2 separate regions of the Homo sapiens genome follow, and region 1 is linked to region 2. Evidence: read pairs that join two places in POLR2A ChIA-PET (ENCODE). Cell type or tissue: GM12878. All regions are shown on one strand. Links, peaks and the distances in the headings refer to the core of each region. The heading gives the core; the rest is flanking DNA.

Region 1 (7,842 bases), core at 1,528-6,527, 95 kb before region 2:
ATGAAGGCACATATTAAACACATATTCTCCTTATTTTTAATTGATTTCAAGAATAATGAGCTGTCTAAAGCGAAGAGAGTAACTATGTACTGAGTTTTGTATTACACATACAGCATTAAATTGTATTAGAAATAGCTTACAGGATAGAAAGAAAATTACTATATTACAAGATTCATACAATCTGCAAGAAGTGGTATAATATCATTTGATAGTTCTTTATAGTAAGTTAAATACATTTATCTTTAAATATATAAAAATATATTAATAAAAACTAATAATAACTTAACATTGGAGATAGAATGAATTCATTAAAAAACCACAATCCAAAATGGCAAAGAGTGCAGATTAAAAGAGGCAAGAAAGACAAATAGAAATCAACTAGCAATGGTAGATAAAAATACAACCATATCAATATTAAAATATTAATAGTCAATACAAATATAATGTAAAGTATGTATATGTCACACAACAAAACTTTAAAATTCATGAATTAAAAAATCATAAAATAAAAGAATTATTAGAAAAATTCACAATTACTTTTTGAGAATTCACTACACTTTTTTCAGTGTTTAATAGAAAAAGTAAACAGATAAATGAGTAAGAATATATAGGACATATAGGATTTCATATGCTAATAGATAACTTTACCCATTTGACATTTTTAAGACACTTTATCCTGAAAAAAGTAAGATAGAAAAACAGTAAAAAAGAAAGATACTTTCTTTTCACATGTACATTGAATATTCACTAATATTGTAGCGGATTAAAAACACTCAACAAGTTTTTGTTTTTGGATTTTTTTAAGACATGGCTTTACTGTCACCCAGGATGGAGTGCAGTGGTGCAATTAGGGCCCACTACAGCTTTCACCTCCTGGGCTTAAGCAATTCCCCTCTTTCAGCTTCTTGAGTTGCTGGAACTACAGGTATGCACTACCATGCCTGGCCAATTTTTATATTTTTTGTAGAGATGGGGTTCCACTATGTTACCCAACCTGGTCTTGAACTACTGGGCTCAAGCAATCCTCCTGCCTCAGCTTCCAAAAGTGCTGGGATTACAGGCTTGAGCCACTGTATTAGTCCATTTTCACACTGCTGATAAAGACATACTTGATACTGGGCAATTTATAAAAGAAAGAGGTTTAATGGACTTAACAGTTCCACATAGCCGGAGAAGCCTCACAATCATGGTGGAAGGCAAGAAGAAGCAAGTCACGTCTTCATGGATGGCAGCTGGCAAAGAGAGAGCTTGTGTAGGGAAACTCCCATTTTTAAAACCATCAGATCTCATGAAATTTGTTCACTATCATGAGAACAGCATGAGAAAGACCTGCCTCCATGATTCAATTACCTCCCACCAGGTTCTTCCCACAATGTACGAGAATTGTGGGAGTTACAATTCAAGATGAGATTTGGGTTAGAACCCAGCCAAACCATATAATTTCATCCCCGGCCCCTCCCAAATCTCATGTCCTCACGTTTCAAAACGAATCATGCCCTCCCAATAGTCCCCAAAGTCTCAACACATTTCAGCATTAACTCAAAAGTCCACAGTCCAAAGACTCATCTGAGACAAGGCAAGTCCCTTCCACCAATGAGCCTGTAAAATCAAAAGCAAGTTAGTTACTTCCTAGATACAATGGGGGTACAGGCATCAGGTAAATATAGCCATTCCAAATGAAAGAAATTGGCCAAAACAAAGGGGCTACAGGTCCCATGCAAGTCCAATATCCAAATGAAGCAGTCAAATTTAAAGCTCAAAAATGATCTCCTTTGACTCCATGTCTCACACCCAGGTCATGCTGATACAAGAGGTGGGTTAACATGGGTTTTCTAGGGTATAGCCTCTCTCCTGGCTGCCTTCATGTGCTGGCATTGAGTTTCTGTGGCTTTTCCAGGTACATGGTGCAAGTTGTCATCCACACTGCCCTGGCAGATGTTTTCCATGAGAGCCCTGCCCCTGCAGCAAACTTCTGCCTGCACATCCACGTGCTTCCATTCATCCTGTGAGATCTAGGTAGAGGTTCCCAAACCCCAATTCTTGGCTTCTATGCTCTGGCAGGCTCAAAACCACATGGAAGCTGCCAAGGCTTGATGCTTGCACCCTCTGAAGCCACGGCCAAGGTCTACTTTGGCCTGTTTCAGCCACGGTTGGAGTGGCTGGGAAACAGGGCACCATATCCGTAGGCTGCACATAGCACTGGGACTCTGGGCCCAGCTCACAAAAAACACTTTTTTTCTCCTAGACCTCCAGGCCTTTGATGGGAGGGGCTGCTGTGAAGACCTCTGACATGCCCTGTAGAAATTTTCCCCATTGTCTTGGGGAATAACAGTTGGGTCCTCATTACTTATGCAGATTTCTTCAGTGGGCTTGGATTCCTTCTCAGAAAATGGAATTTTCTTTTCCAGTGCATTGTCAGGCTGCAAAGTTTTCAAACTTTTATGCTCTGTTTTCCTTATGCCTTTAACAGGACCCAAGTCACATCTTGAATGGTTTGCTGCTTAGAAATTTCTTCCACCAGATAATCATCTCTTGGAAGTTCAAAGTTCCACAAATCTCTAGGGCAGGGGAAAAATGCTGCCAGTCTCTTTGCTAAAACGCAGCAAGAGTCACTTTACTCCAATTCCCAACAAGTTCCTCATCTCCATCTAAGACCACCTCAGCCTGGATTTCCTTGTGCATATTACTATCAGCATTTTGTTCAAAGCCATTCAACAAGTCTCTAGGAAGTTCCAAATGTTCTGCATTTTCCTGTCTTCTCCTGGGCCTTCCAAACTATTCCAACCTCTGCCTGTTACCCAATTCCAAAGCTGCTTTCACATTCCAAAGCTGCTTTTCAGCAGCACCCCACTCTACTGGTGCCAATTTACTGTATTAGTCCATTTTCATCCTGCTGATAAAGATATACCCAGGCAATTTACCAAAAAAAAAAAAAAAAAAAGGTTTAATGGACTTAACAGTTCCATGTGGCTGGGGAAGCCTCACAATCATGGCAGAAGGTGAGGAGGAGCAAGTCATGTCTTTCATGAATGGCAGCAGGCAAAGAGAGAGCCTGTTCAGGGAAACTCCCATTTTTAAAACCATCAGATCTTGTGAGACTTATTCACTATCATGAGAACAGCACAGGAAAGACCCACCCCCAAGATTTAATTACCACCCACCAGGTTCTTTCCATCACAGCTGGGAATTGTGGGAGTTACAATTCAAGATGAGATTTCCATGGGGTCACAATCAAACCATGTCAGCCACCACGCCTGATGCAACAAGTTTTTAATAATTGAATTTATACTGTGTTCACATGGAGTTAAATTAGAAACCATAATGAAGAGCTATCTGGAAATTTCCTGAGTACTTGTAAATTAAGCAATATACTTCTAAAAACTAGATCAAGGATGAAATTGCCCAGGAAATTCATTTTATTTTGTACTTAGTGGAAAAGAAAAAACACAACACAGCCACATGTATGGGATGCAACTAAAGTAGTGATTAGTGAGATTTTTATAAAATTAAATGCCTACATTATGAAACATGAAAGATCTCAATTCACTACATAAAGCTTCCAACATGAAAAATAATAAGAAAAAGGCAGGGATCCACCATCTCATCTCATCACTGACCAAAATACACATCGCTTCATAAGTCTCTATTAAATGTTCCTTACTAAGAAACTGGATTTATCACCCTCTTTCTTTGCCCTCTCAGCTTCCTTGGGCCCTGAAGCTCAATTCCATAGACCCACCAACTGTGAAACATGTGGCAAGCACTAGCCAGGAACTGAGAGACCAAGAAATGCACAACAACCTGAGGCATTTTTAGGCAAAATCTCAGGTGGCAGCCACTTCGATGTTGAGTGGCATGGCTCACCTTTCGAATGCTTGTAGGTGAGTATGGAGATGCCCTGAAAATGTGAAGTGTTTAGAGTCATCTGTACTCCTGTTCTCAGTGATTGTTAGCTGAGAGACAGCACATGCAGTAAGAAGGGCAGCCAGCGGCTACTGCAGTGGATGGTTGCTTCTGTGGGCTGCTTGGTTGGTGCTGGAGCCCAGGTAGCAGCAGAAGCAGAATAAAATTGCTTCAGTAGGAATTACAACTAGAAAAACGTTATTCTTAAAAAACTCTATAGACAAAAGTCGACTTTGTTAAAACTGACATTTGGGCTATTCATGTATACATAGGTATTCTTTTAATACCCTTTTTCTTTCTCTGTAAAACATCTCAGTCAACTGAATCTTATCTGCTTCTCCATTTGCTTCTATCTGCCTCTCCTTCCTCTTACAACCCTTTGTTAGGGATGGAAGGTCACCAAGTTACTGGTGGTGAATCCATATGTGTCTGCAGCAACCTCAATTCTTGCTTGCTCAGAAAAAAGAATTTGAGTGAGGGGCATGAGGCAGAAAAACACAGAGACTGAGGCAAGTTTCAGAGTAGGAGTAAACATTTATTAAAAAGCTTTAGAACATGAAAGAAAGGAAGGTGCACTTGGAAGGCACCCAAGCGAGCATTGTGAACATCAAGTGCAGCATTTAACCTTCATCCTATGACTTTATATGCTGACCCTCTCCTGGCATCTTGCACCGCTTTCCCATGATTCTTTGCTTGGGTGGGCTGCCGGCATGCACAGTGCCCTTCTTAGGCTTTGGGCGTGAGCATGGGCAGTGTGTTTTGGAAATTGTATGCATGCCCATGTGAGACTTTCTTCCCTTTCCAGTGGTATACCCCCCGAAGGTCCTACTCTTGCCATTTTGTCTCTTAATGCACATGCCCAGGAAGTTGCCTCTCTCTGGTGCCTACATTTAATTAACACTTTAATGTGGCAGCTGTGGACCATCAGGAGATTGTCTCTCCCTGGCGCCAGCTGCCAAATTATCATTTTTAGGGAGGCAGTGTGATAACTGTCGAACCATACCCAATGATCGTTTGACATTCCTAGTGGGTGGGGGAAGAGCCCTCTCCTGCCCTGCTCATGTGTGTCTAACTACCTGTAACACCTTGATGCCAAAGGACAGACGAACCTTAAAAAATGAAATTTCTGACAGCCTGGGATCCCTTAGGAAAAACAGAAAGGTGCCAAAGACTCTGTTGTTTGGAGGAACGTGTTTTTCCTCAGGGAATCCCAAGCACTGTAAGCAGACAAATTCCCCTTAGGTCTAAGGCTCTGCGGTCTTTTGGTCTTTGTTATTATGTTACTTGATTGCTTTGGCTTTTCAGAGCTATGAGAAAATGCTTGGTATTGTGGGAGGACTGGACTCTGGTGTATAGTGGCTTTTAGTCATGTGAGCTACAGTGTTAGTCATAGCAGACAGCAGTGTTGTTTGTAAGTGGTTATTACTATAGGGAACTACTTGGCTCTTTGCATGTTTTGGCCCTAAAACTTTCCTGATGTTGTTCCTTAAAGGGCTCTACCCTAAAGCTAGTAATCTAATTAAGGAACAAGCCAAGTTAAAAGACTACCTATCAAACTAAATCACTCTTTTAAATTGTTTGTAAAAGAAATTTACATCTTTAAAGAAAATCTCCCATTTGTAAGGGCATTTCTGTCTCTGCACTGAAACCACTAGGAACTCTACGGGGAAGACAATGGCTTAAAGTTTATGTAACAAACCATGCTTTTGTTTAGATCTAAGTTCTGTAACTTTGAGATGTAAATTTTCCCCTTCATAGGTGGCCTTTAAAAGGGAGGTTTGGCCTTTAAAAATCAAACTGCCATGGAGGCTGCTTTACCTGTAATTTTGGTTCACAGCCTCATTGGATTATCTATTGGCACAAACAAGGTAAAATCTGCAAGCTTGTGTTGCTATCCCATGGCTAAGGTTCCAAGCTATTGGGTCTTTGTTTATGAGTGTATATACATGTCTAAATGTGTTTGTTTGTATGTACACTTATTGTTATGTGTTGTGAGCACAAACTGGTTTATAAGTAAAAGAGTGCAAAAAAAAATAAGTCTAAGCAATTTGCAAGTTCACCTGACTTAAGTATAACTTTACTAAACAAGCTGGCTTTACGGTTATTGGTAGAATAAAAATAGAAATGCCTTCAGAATTGTCAGCACACATTTTGTCTGAATTTTATGTTTGTCTTTGCTAGATATTTTAACATTTCAGTGTTTGGCAGAGAAGGTTGTAAAACTATACATCCAGCGAAAACAAAATGATCTTTGTTTGTGTGTTTTGTTTGGATGAATGAGAGTAATTTATGAAAGAAAAATATTTTGGGCCTCTAAAATCACGAAGCTGAAGGGAAAATTCAAGCTGGGAATGCTTAGACAAACCTGCTGTTAGAAATAGATAATCGGTGCCATGAAGAAAAGTCAGCATGGAGACAAAGGATTTCTCCACAAGGCCCTTTTTATTTTCTGCCGAAAGGGTGCTCCCCGCAGATGGAACAATTTTGACAATTTTGGTGTCAATCCGTATGGGGACCCGTTCTCCTCTGGCAGTGGTCTCTAGTCCTCTCTCATGAGGAGGTGTCCCGTCACCTTGTTTCGGTGGCCTCAGGGGTGAGGAATCAAGACCCACCCAGTGTGACAAATAAACCCAGACTCTCAGCAATGTGGAAAGAAACCGGCCAGCAACCTGGGGTAAAGGATTCTCACATACCGCGGCAACAACTCTGTGTACAGAGCAAGGAAGCAAAAGCCACAGGAGCCAGTAAAGTACTTCCCTGGCGGTCAGATTCTGGAGGGCTGAATGTGTGTGTGCATGAATAATCACAGACAACCCTGCTTGTGGTGTTGTTTGTGTGGATGGTGACAAGTCCTACTGCTGGACAGAGTGAGTAGGTCCTCTCTGCAGTTTCTTAGCTACCTCATATGGCTTAGGGTGGATCCTGCTGTGGGATTTATACCAGCGTGCCAATGCTAAGAGGGGCCTAATTCTCCCTCTGGGGAGTGGCCAGAGAGGATAACATGACTGAGAAGTGTGCGAGGGACCTTCAGAGGGGGAAAGTGAGGAAACAGTTCAACCTCCCAGGGCAGGCAAAGCAAGACATCCCTGGTTTAAGGGGTTGAGTCTTCTGGGGCAGGCAAGGCAAGACATCCCTGGTTTGAGGGGTTGAGCCTTCCAGTAATTTCAGGAGATTGAACCTGACAAGTACCCAACATGGGAAATGTTTCTAGTAAAACAAGGACAGGGAGTAAAGATGACTCAGGGAAAGGTGAAGGTGATCAGATTTCTTCTAGTAGTCCTTCAGGGTGTATGTTAATATATTAGAAGGATAATGAAAGGACCAAAATCAAGAAAAAGCAGCTGCTGTCCCAGACCCTTCTCCTATCCCTGTTGTCCTCCTCTTTATAACCCTGCCTCTTGGGAATCATCCCAAAAGCTCACTCACTACCAGCCTAAGTACCGAGGGGGCCAAAACCTATAAAGAACACAGAACCCAACTCTCCAGGCAATATAAAGGGTGAAAGAGTAAAGCCAGGAGACCCATAGGAAGAAAAAAAAAATCTTAGAAGAGAGAAAAAGAGACAGAGAGACAAAGAGGGAGTCAAAGAGACAGAGACAGAGAGTCAAAGAGAGAGAGAGAAAAAGAGACAGACAGAAGTAGTAAAGAGAAAGCAATGTACCCTATTCCTTTAAAAGCCAGGGTAAATTTAAAACCTATAATTGATAATTGAAAGTCTTCTCTGTGACCCTATAACACTCCAATACTGCCTGTAAAGAAGCCAGACGGGTCACACCGGTGAGTGCAAGACCTTCGAGCTATTAATCAGATAGTCCAAACTACCCGCCCTGTCATTATAGTAATAGACTTAAAAGATGCCTTCTGGGCTTGTCCGTTAGCAGAGAACAACTGGGACCTATTTGCCTTTGAGTGTGAAGACCCTCACTCCAGTCAAAAATA
Region 2 (7,842 bases), core at 1,954-6,953:
ACCCATACGTCCTTAGCATTCCTTGCTCATATTCTTCAACGGTTTTAAAAAAATTTCCCACAGTTTTATGTATTCAAATTATACACATTCTCATGAACTAATTTAAATATGATCTTTTCTGGGAAACCTTTCCACTTTCCCATTATAATACTTTCATAAAGCATATATTATGTTTAACTGGGATTACAGATACTTGTCTATGTACACATGAAATCTCTACAACAAGTATCTAAATCTGTGTTATCTCTTCCATGTTTCCAGTTTTTAAAATAGATTTTACATAAAGAAGGTGTTTAGTAAATATTTTGGAAGTGGATGATTGATTAAAGGAGTGAATGTCAAAGTTAAATTGCTTCTATTAGTTTATAAAGGTAGGTCAGTGTCCTAGGAGAATGCCACACAGGTAAGACAAATTTGATATTGCTCTAGATATGATTATCTATAAGATATAAATTGGCTAATCCTATGGTCCATTTCCTTTTGAAAAACAAATTTGTGGTCCCTGAGCATATCGAGAACTGGGAAAAATGAATTCAAAGAGAATACAGGCCAGAGAGAATAATGTAAGGGGGTCATAGATGGCAGAGAGTAGAGAAACTTAGATTCTGTTCCCAAGGTAGCTGGTGGATTATTAAACTTTCTCTCTGGTCACATTTCCCTGTTTCCAAATTATTATTTGACAGTCATGATTCTCATTTTTGAATCTCCCCATGATGATATCACATAGTGTTTATGTGTCTACAGATCCTCTACTTAAAATAGGCATTGGCCCATGATCCTTCCTCTCAGCGTACCTCAACTTTCCACAATTTACTGCAAAGGCAAATAACACTGCTGCAAGCAACAGTGATTTTCCTCAAGTGATGGCACTTAATTAATCACTCTAGGCCCTAACCCAGCACCTCAATTCTGTTTGTCTGGTCATTTCATCACCGCCGGATTACTTTATACAATTTTTCATTTCAGAAACTGTGGTGTACTTGTTATAGCACCTATTAGGTTGTTTTCTCAAGCTTTCAACTCAGTTGAGATTCATAATGGATTAACTTGTTATCTCCAGCTCTAAGATAAATGGCAGTAAGATTGTGATTTGCGTGAAGTATATCTTTTGGGGTGTATATAAAGGACCAAGATGACAGAACAGAAGCACTAGGCCTCAACTTAGTTCCACGTCAATGTCTAGAATTTTTTACTTCCTAATACTAGCAACAATTATGCTGAAAACAACTGGCAAGGGTAATATTAGATTTATGAATGAAGGGTGTATTTAATAGAGATGTGTCACCTACTTGCTTACTTATTTTTCTTTAGGGTCTAAGACATATATGTACAAAGATAAATAAAAATTCATGTCTATGTGTTCAACTCTGTTAACTCTTTAATGTTAATAATTTCTAAAAGTGAGAAAGAGATCTAAAAAATGAATAAACCCACAATTTTCCCAAGAGCCCAGATAAACAGCATATGTGGGTATCATTATCCTTAAGATATAAATTGGCTAATCCTATGGTCCATTTCCTTTTGAAAAACTTATATGGAAAAGAATAAAATCAGCTTCCATTTCTGTCTGATATATAAGTAGAGTAATTTCTGAGTGAAGCTCAGAAACTTTAAGCAGGTCCATTCAAAAGTGTTTTGCTTTGAAATTGCAACTAACATGTTTGTCTGTCAGTCCTTACTCTGAAATTCCATTCAAACTATGTATGTCTTTCCCTTGGTTTTATGGCACCCTAATTACTAATGAACAAATCTAGAGACATCTTTAAAAGCCTGGAAAAAGTAAAGTATCTTTTATTTTTTTAAGAGGGAAATCTATTGATTGTGTATGAGGAAAGGATAATAGGAGGAGATCATTCATCCATGCTATTCACTCTCCCCCAAAATATTCTTTTTCCCTTACCCATGTTCTTTAAATTTATTTCTACTCAAGCCTTGACTGTCATTTAAATATTACTTGTTTCAAAAAAAATCTTTCCTGAAACTCAAATTGAATTAGTTGTCCACAACTAATTCACCCTGAACAATTCCAGTATTGATATTTTTCATGTTATATTCTAATGATAGCTTAATTGCCTAGACCCTCAAATGAATTTCAAGTTCACTGAAAATAATGTGATATATTTATCATTCTATCCCTAGTTAATAGACCCTATATTAACATGTAGCTCATTCCAATTTTTTGATGTTAAAAATTGAACAAAACCATGTAGTCAGAAAAGCCTCAGACTTAGTTAAGTGCCTTGCTGTTACCATCTAAAATTTTTAAAAATTTCCTTTGAACTTGTTTTTTATAAGTGAAGTCAATGAGACAATGAAGTATAAAAGAGAGCAGATGAAATATGCCCATCAGGTTTATTTGACACAGTTTCTTGCTGGCTTAATTGCATAGTGTTTTTAATACCACATGCACATAAAACTCCTGTGCATGAACAATACATGAGAGTTCAGTGACACTCAAGGCAAGTTCAAGGGGAGTGTGGAGGCAGGGGTGCTGCTGAGAGTCCACACTCTTCAAAAAGAAGACTGTGGTGCTCTCAAAAAGACGAATAACCAAAGAAACCAGTCATATGTTTTCTAATTCATGCTATTTCACTGTAATGTTCAACATTGAAAATTATGATGTAAAAGAAACAGAAAGTTAGGACCACAAAGATAAACAAAGAGAATTCTTTGTTTCAGTCCTTCTGTATACTGATGAATAGGCAGAGCATGTTGGTAGAAGATGTGCATGGCACGTAGTGTAAAACATTTGAGTTAGTTTTGTGTATTTTTTCACAATTCTTATAAGAACAAAATGCATATGCACTTACGTGCTATAAAATACAAATTGTGCAGTTTGATTATTCAACATGTAAGTTAAATGACATTGCATTTGCATTTAAAACTAGAATTCTATTATATAAAGATAAATAGTGACATTTTTGCTAATAAAAGTTTTAATTCTTCTTTAATTGGAATGATGTCATATAGCAAATATGAGACACCATAACATTATGTGAGACAGTAGAGAAAAGAAAAAGATTTATATTTACTTCCTTTAATGGCAATGATTTCCTGCTTCTTGATGAAGGGGTCCCACATTTTCACTTTGCATTGAGTCCTGCAATATATGTAGCTAGCTATGTAGTACAATTTTACATCAGCAAACATGAAGTGTTCAAATTTTGTGCATTTGAAAGAAAGGTCTTCCTCTCAACTAGCTCCTTTTAGATAAACATTGAGCCCTTGGAATGAATGGCCTATTTGATAAAAGTGTTTTTGTATACATAAGACATTGGGTCACACCAGATAGTTTGTGCTAACAATGTCACACATGCTGAATATCTATTCAGATATTCATCTGGGGCTCCTGGACCATGCTACATCATTTTGACCTCTGGAGGATGGCTGTAGACTTAATAGCTAAGGTCGGTTACACAAGATGCCCCATGCCTATGTGATTGACCCTCAATTATAACCCTGTGCTTGGACCTTCTTGTACTGTTTTATGCACCTATTACCTTCTCTCATTTAATCTATATCCTTTCACTGTGATAAATCATATCTATGTGTATAAAAGCTTTACTGAGTTCTGTGAGTCTTTCTAGAAAATCATCCAACCTGAGGGTGGTGACGGAGATCACTGACACATAGGCTTTAACCTCTTAATTACAAGTTGGAGCACCACATTTAATATTCCCAATAAGAACACAATTAATAGGGTGTGTAGTTTTCCCAATGCAAAGTCGAATTGTTGTTCTAAAAAGGACAGGATTGTCGATAAAAGAAAAATTCACATATATATATTTCTTTATATAGAATATTAAACCCTTTCCACTTATGTAATTGGCAATTATTTTCTTTTGTTTCCTGAGTTGCTTTTTCACTCTGTAATCTTTGAGGCACAGAAGTTTTATATTTTGACATAGTCTACCTAATCTATTTTTTTCTTTTTTTCTTCTTTCATCTTCTTAGAGCCAGAGATAATAAGTTCTGTTGCCTCTGCATTTGTTGTCATATCTAAGGAATCATTGCTAACTCCAATGCCAGGAATATTTTACCCCATATTTTCTTCTAAGAGTTTTATAATTTTAGCATTTGCATGTAGGTATTTGATTTTGAGTTAATTTTTGTATGTGTGTAAGGTTTCTTCTTCTTCTCCTCCTCCTCCTCCTCCTCCTCCTCCCCCTCCTCCTTCTCCTTCTCCTCCTTCCCCTTCTTTCTTCTTTCTTCTTCTTTTTTTTTTTTTGCATGTGGATTTCCAGTATTCCCGTACATACTGATACTGATTTAGGCTCATTAAATTGACTTAGTAATCTCCTAGTAATTATGAGCTATAATATGTATGAACCATTTTATGAATCGTTTCATAGTATGAACTATTCTATGAAAATATGGGTAGAAATGGTTTTGAACAGAATAATTTCAAAAGTCTACCTATTGCTTTTAATTATTGATCTTAATTTGTTAACATTGTATATAATAGCATTCATTTTTTACTTACCACTTCCAACCTAAGTTTCATTCCTGCCAAACAGCTTCAATTTCTAGATTAATTGATATTTCATACCTATGCTCATGTTACTTCTTTGTTTCTGTGGTCTCCTCACTTGAATTCTCCTTTATGCTTCAATAATTCACGTTTCAAGTTGAGTTTAGATGCCTTGTTTGGAAGAAACATACTCTTTTCTTTCTCAATAACTGTCACTTCTACATCATAGTTATGTACAGAACCTACAAACTCTAAGAATACCTTGTATTTACCCCTATGATACCAATGAATGCATTGCATTGAAAATATCCATGTCTACACGCCTACACTTCCAGTGTTTTCTTTTATCTCTGAACCTTCATCCTTTCCTCTTCCAGAACAGAAGGGGTGCTCAGCACTTTTGTGTTGAATGAACTATTGAATGCATGTACTAATCTGCAGGCCCATTCTGATGACGTTCCCCCACAAAATGTTGATTGTATATGATCTTGGAATTGAAATTTATCTGAGTATGTCCACTGTATAATATTTAAAAATATGAAAACCAGTCCAGTGGTAATTTCTAATAACATATCTACAAATTTAATTATAAGTCAAATAATGGCAAAAGTAAATCTATCCAAAATATTTTCCAAACAAATTTTACAACTAAAGACCTGAGCATCATACATAAAGCAAACACAGGATTTTTGAAATGTGGAGAGAAGAAAGTAAATTAGCTAGGGATTGCAGGGTTACCCAAGGAATAAAATGGTGAGTTCTCCAGGTTTTCTTTCTAATTTATATACCTAAACTTGAAGCTGAAGAAGTCAGTAATTCCAAAACACTAACAACAGACATCCAAAAGAAAACAAAGGTAGAAAGAGGTAGAAAGAAAAGAAAAGAAGGAAAAGCAAATAAAAAGAATTGAAAAAATAGTAACACCTTAACTATCTAACTACATAACTAAAGTAAAACCTGCTATACATACCATATAGTTGGATCATGTTTTTGTTTTTGTTTTGTTAACCCTTTCTACGAATTTCTGTTTTTTAACTAGAGAGTTTAATTCATTTGCATTTGAAGTAATTATTGACAAGGAGGGACTTACTTACATTTTTAATTTTGCTACTAGTTTCCTATATGACTCATACTTTTTTTTTTTTTTTCTGAGACGGAGTTTCCCTCTGTTGCCCAGTCTGAAGAGCAGTTGTCCGATCTCAGCTCACTGCAACCTCTGCCTGCCTCAGCCTCCCAAGTAGCTGGGAGTACAGGCACCTGCCACCACACTCAGCTAATTTTTGCATTTTTAGTAGAGATGGGGTTTCACCATGTTGGCCAGGCTGGTCTCAAACTCCTGACCTCACGTGATCGGCCCACCTTGGCCTCCCAAAGTGCTGAGATTACAGGTGTGAGCGGCCTCCCAAAGTGCTGAGATTACAGGCATGAGCCACCACGCCCGGCCTTCATAGCTCTTTTTGTCCCTCATTTTCTGCATTGTTTTTGTGTGTATGTGTGTGTTTAGTTGATTTTTTTTTGTAGTGAAATGTATAAATTCATTTCTTAATTTCATTTGTACTTATTTTACAATTATTTTCTTGTGTTTATCATGGAGCTTACATTTGATACCCTAAAGTTATAACACTTTAAGTTTATAAAAGCTTAACTCTAATAAAATACAAAATTCTCCTTTACAGCTCTATTTCTACTCTTTTTGGTTGCTAATATCACAAATTTATATCTTTGTAAATTATGTGCCAAAATAACCCCAATAACGATTTTAAATTCATTAGCCTCTTCAATTATGTAACAAACAAAATAGAGTTACAAATTAAAGTTATAATAATACTCGCTTTTAGATTTTTTAATGAATTAGTCCTTTAAATCATGTAGAAAACAAAAAATAGAGTTACAAAGTATTGTTGTAATAATGCTACCTTTTATAATTGCCCATGTATTTATCATTATTAAGATCTTTATTTTTTCACGTGGCCGAGGGTTATTATAACACTATGTCTAATGTCTTCTCATTTTACCTTGCAGAGAACATCTTTGAACCTTTCTTGGGATAACAAACTTACTCACCTTTTAAAATGGTCTTAAGTTTTCTCTTACTTTTGAAGGACAGTTTTTTTACATATAAGAATCTTGGGTGAATTTTTTCTTTTAGCACTTTGATCACATTGGCCCACTGCCTCCTAACCTCCAAATTTTCTATTAGGAGATCGACTAATCAATAATAATGTTACTAATGATCTTTTGTATGTGATGAATCACTTTTCTATTGCTGCTTTCAAGATTCTCTTTGTCTTTCGAAAGCTTGATTACACTGTATCTCAGTTTGTGTCTTTGAAAATTCACCTTATTGGAAGTTCATTGAGCTCTTTGGATATTTATAGTGAAATTTGGAAGATTTTCAGCTATTAATTTTTCTCTTTTTTTCTCTCTTCTGAAATTCCTACAATGAGACAATGAGTATGTTGGTTCTCACGATCGTATTCCATAGGTTTCTTAGGCTCTGCTCACTTTCCTTCATTTTTTCCCCTTCTGTTCCTTGGATTTCAATATTATATTAAATAATATATTATCAACCTTCAGGTTAATCGATTCTCTCTTCTGCCTGCTCAAATATGCCTAGTACATTTTTTCATTTTATTTCATTTATTGTGATTTTTAGCTCCAGAGTTTCTGTTTTCATTTTTTTAGGTTTTCTATCTTTTTATTAGAATTTCCATTTTATTCGTATATCATTTTCTTGACTGTCTCCACATCTTTCTTTAGTTATTTCAGCATCTTTTAGAAAGTTGTTGAAAGTCTTTCTCTAGTAGGCCTGTCATCAGATCTTTTTCCAGAAATAGTTTTTATTGATTTTTTCCTTTTATGAGCCCTACTTTCCTGTTTCTTTCACGCCTTTTGTTTTTCTTTTAAAAAACTGTGCATTTGAGTCTAATGGGTGGCAAATCTTGAAATCAGATTTTTCCACTTTCCCCAGGTTTTCTGTTTTTTTTTTTTTAATTGTTTATTGCTTTTTTAATTGTTGTAGGTTATCTCTGTGCTAAGAATCAAGCTGAAGTGTAAACTTAAGGTCTTTTCACATCTTCTCAGATCTTCTTTTCTGAGCCAGCACTTTTTCTGACCCTGGGTATAAGTGATCACTTTCTAATTTCTCCCATATATGCTGTTGTTTTTGAATATTCTTGTCTTTAATGTCTGGCTCCAGGAAGGGTAAAAAAAGAAGGGAAATACATGTTGTCCTTTTAAATCCAAAGGAAGCCGCCACTTCAGTCAAGGGAAAGGCCTCCAAGAAAAAAGGAGTTTCAACAATGTCCAGCTTTTTGTCTGCATCTCTGTGACTAGAAGTGGCAATTAGAGGTTAGAGCACAGATCCCCTG

The links. ChIA-PET counts read pairs that join two places held together with the same protein. Peaks named below come from ENCODE experiments on the same cell type or tissue, not always from the same donor. Only the 100,000 strongest peaks of a DNase experiment are listed, where the experiment ranks them.
Region 1: POLR2A ChIA-PET joins it to region 2 with 5 read pairs; 2 of 35 experiments call an interaction of 5 or more read pairs at or near these places.

Annotation. Positions count from the first base shown.
Region 1 is chr2:13,671,212-13,679,053 of GRCh38, forward strand. The region is part of intron 2 of LOC105373438 (a long non-coding RNA gene); the gene reads left to right. Among named protein-coding and RNA genes, the nearest start is that of LINC00276, 730 kb to the right of the region's middle. RefSeq lists an enhancer at 4,963-5,871. In GM12878, for the core only: no CTCF peak of the experiment used is centred there; no DNase peak of the experiment used is centred there.
Region 2 is chr2:13,765,877-13,773,718 of GRCh38, forward strand. No RefSeq gene overlaps it. Among named protein-coding and RNA genes, the nearest start is that of LINC00276, 630 kb to the right of the region's middle. In GM12878, for the core only: no CTCF peak of the experiment used is centred there; a DNase peak (open chromatin) is centred at 4,558.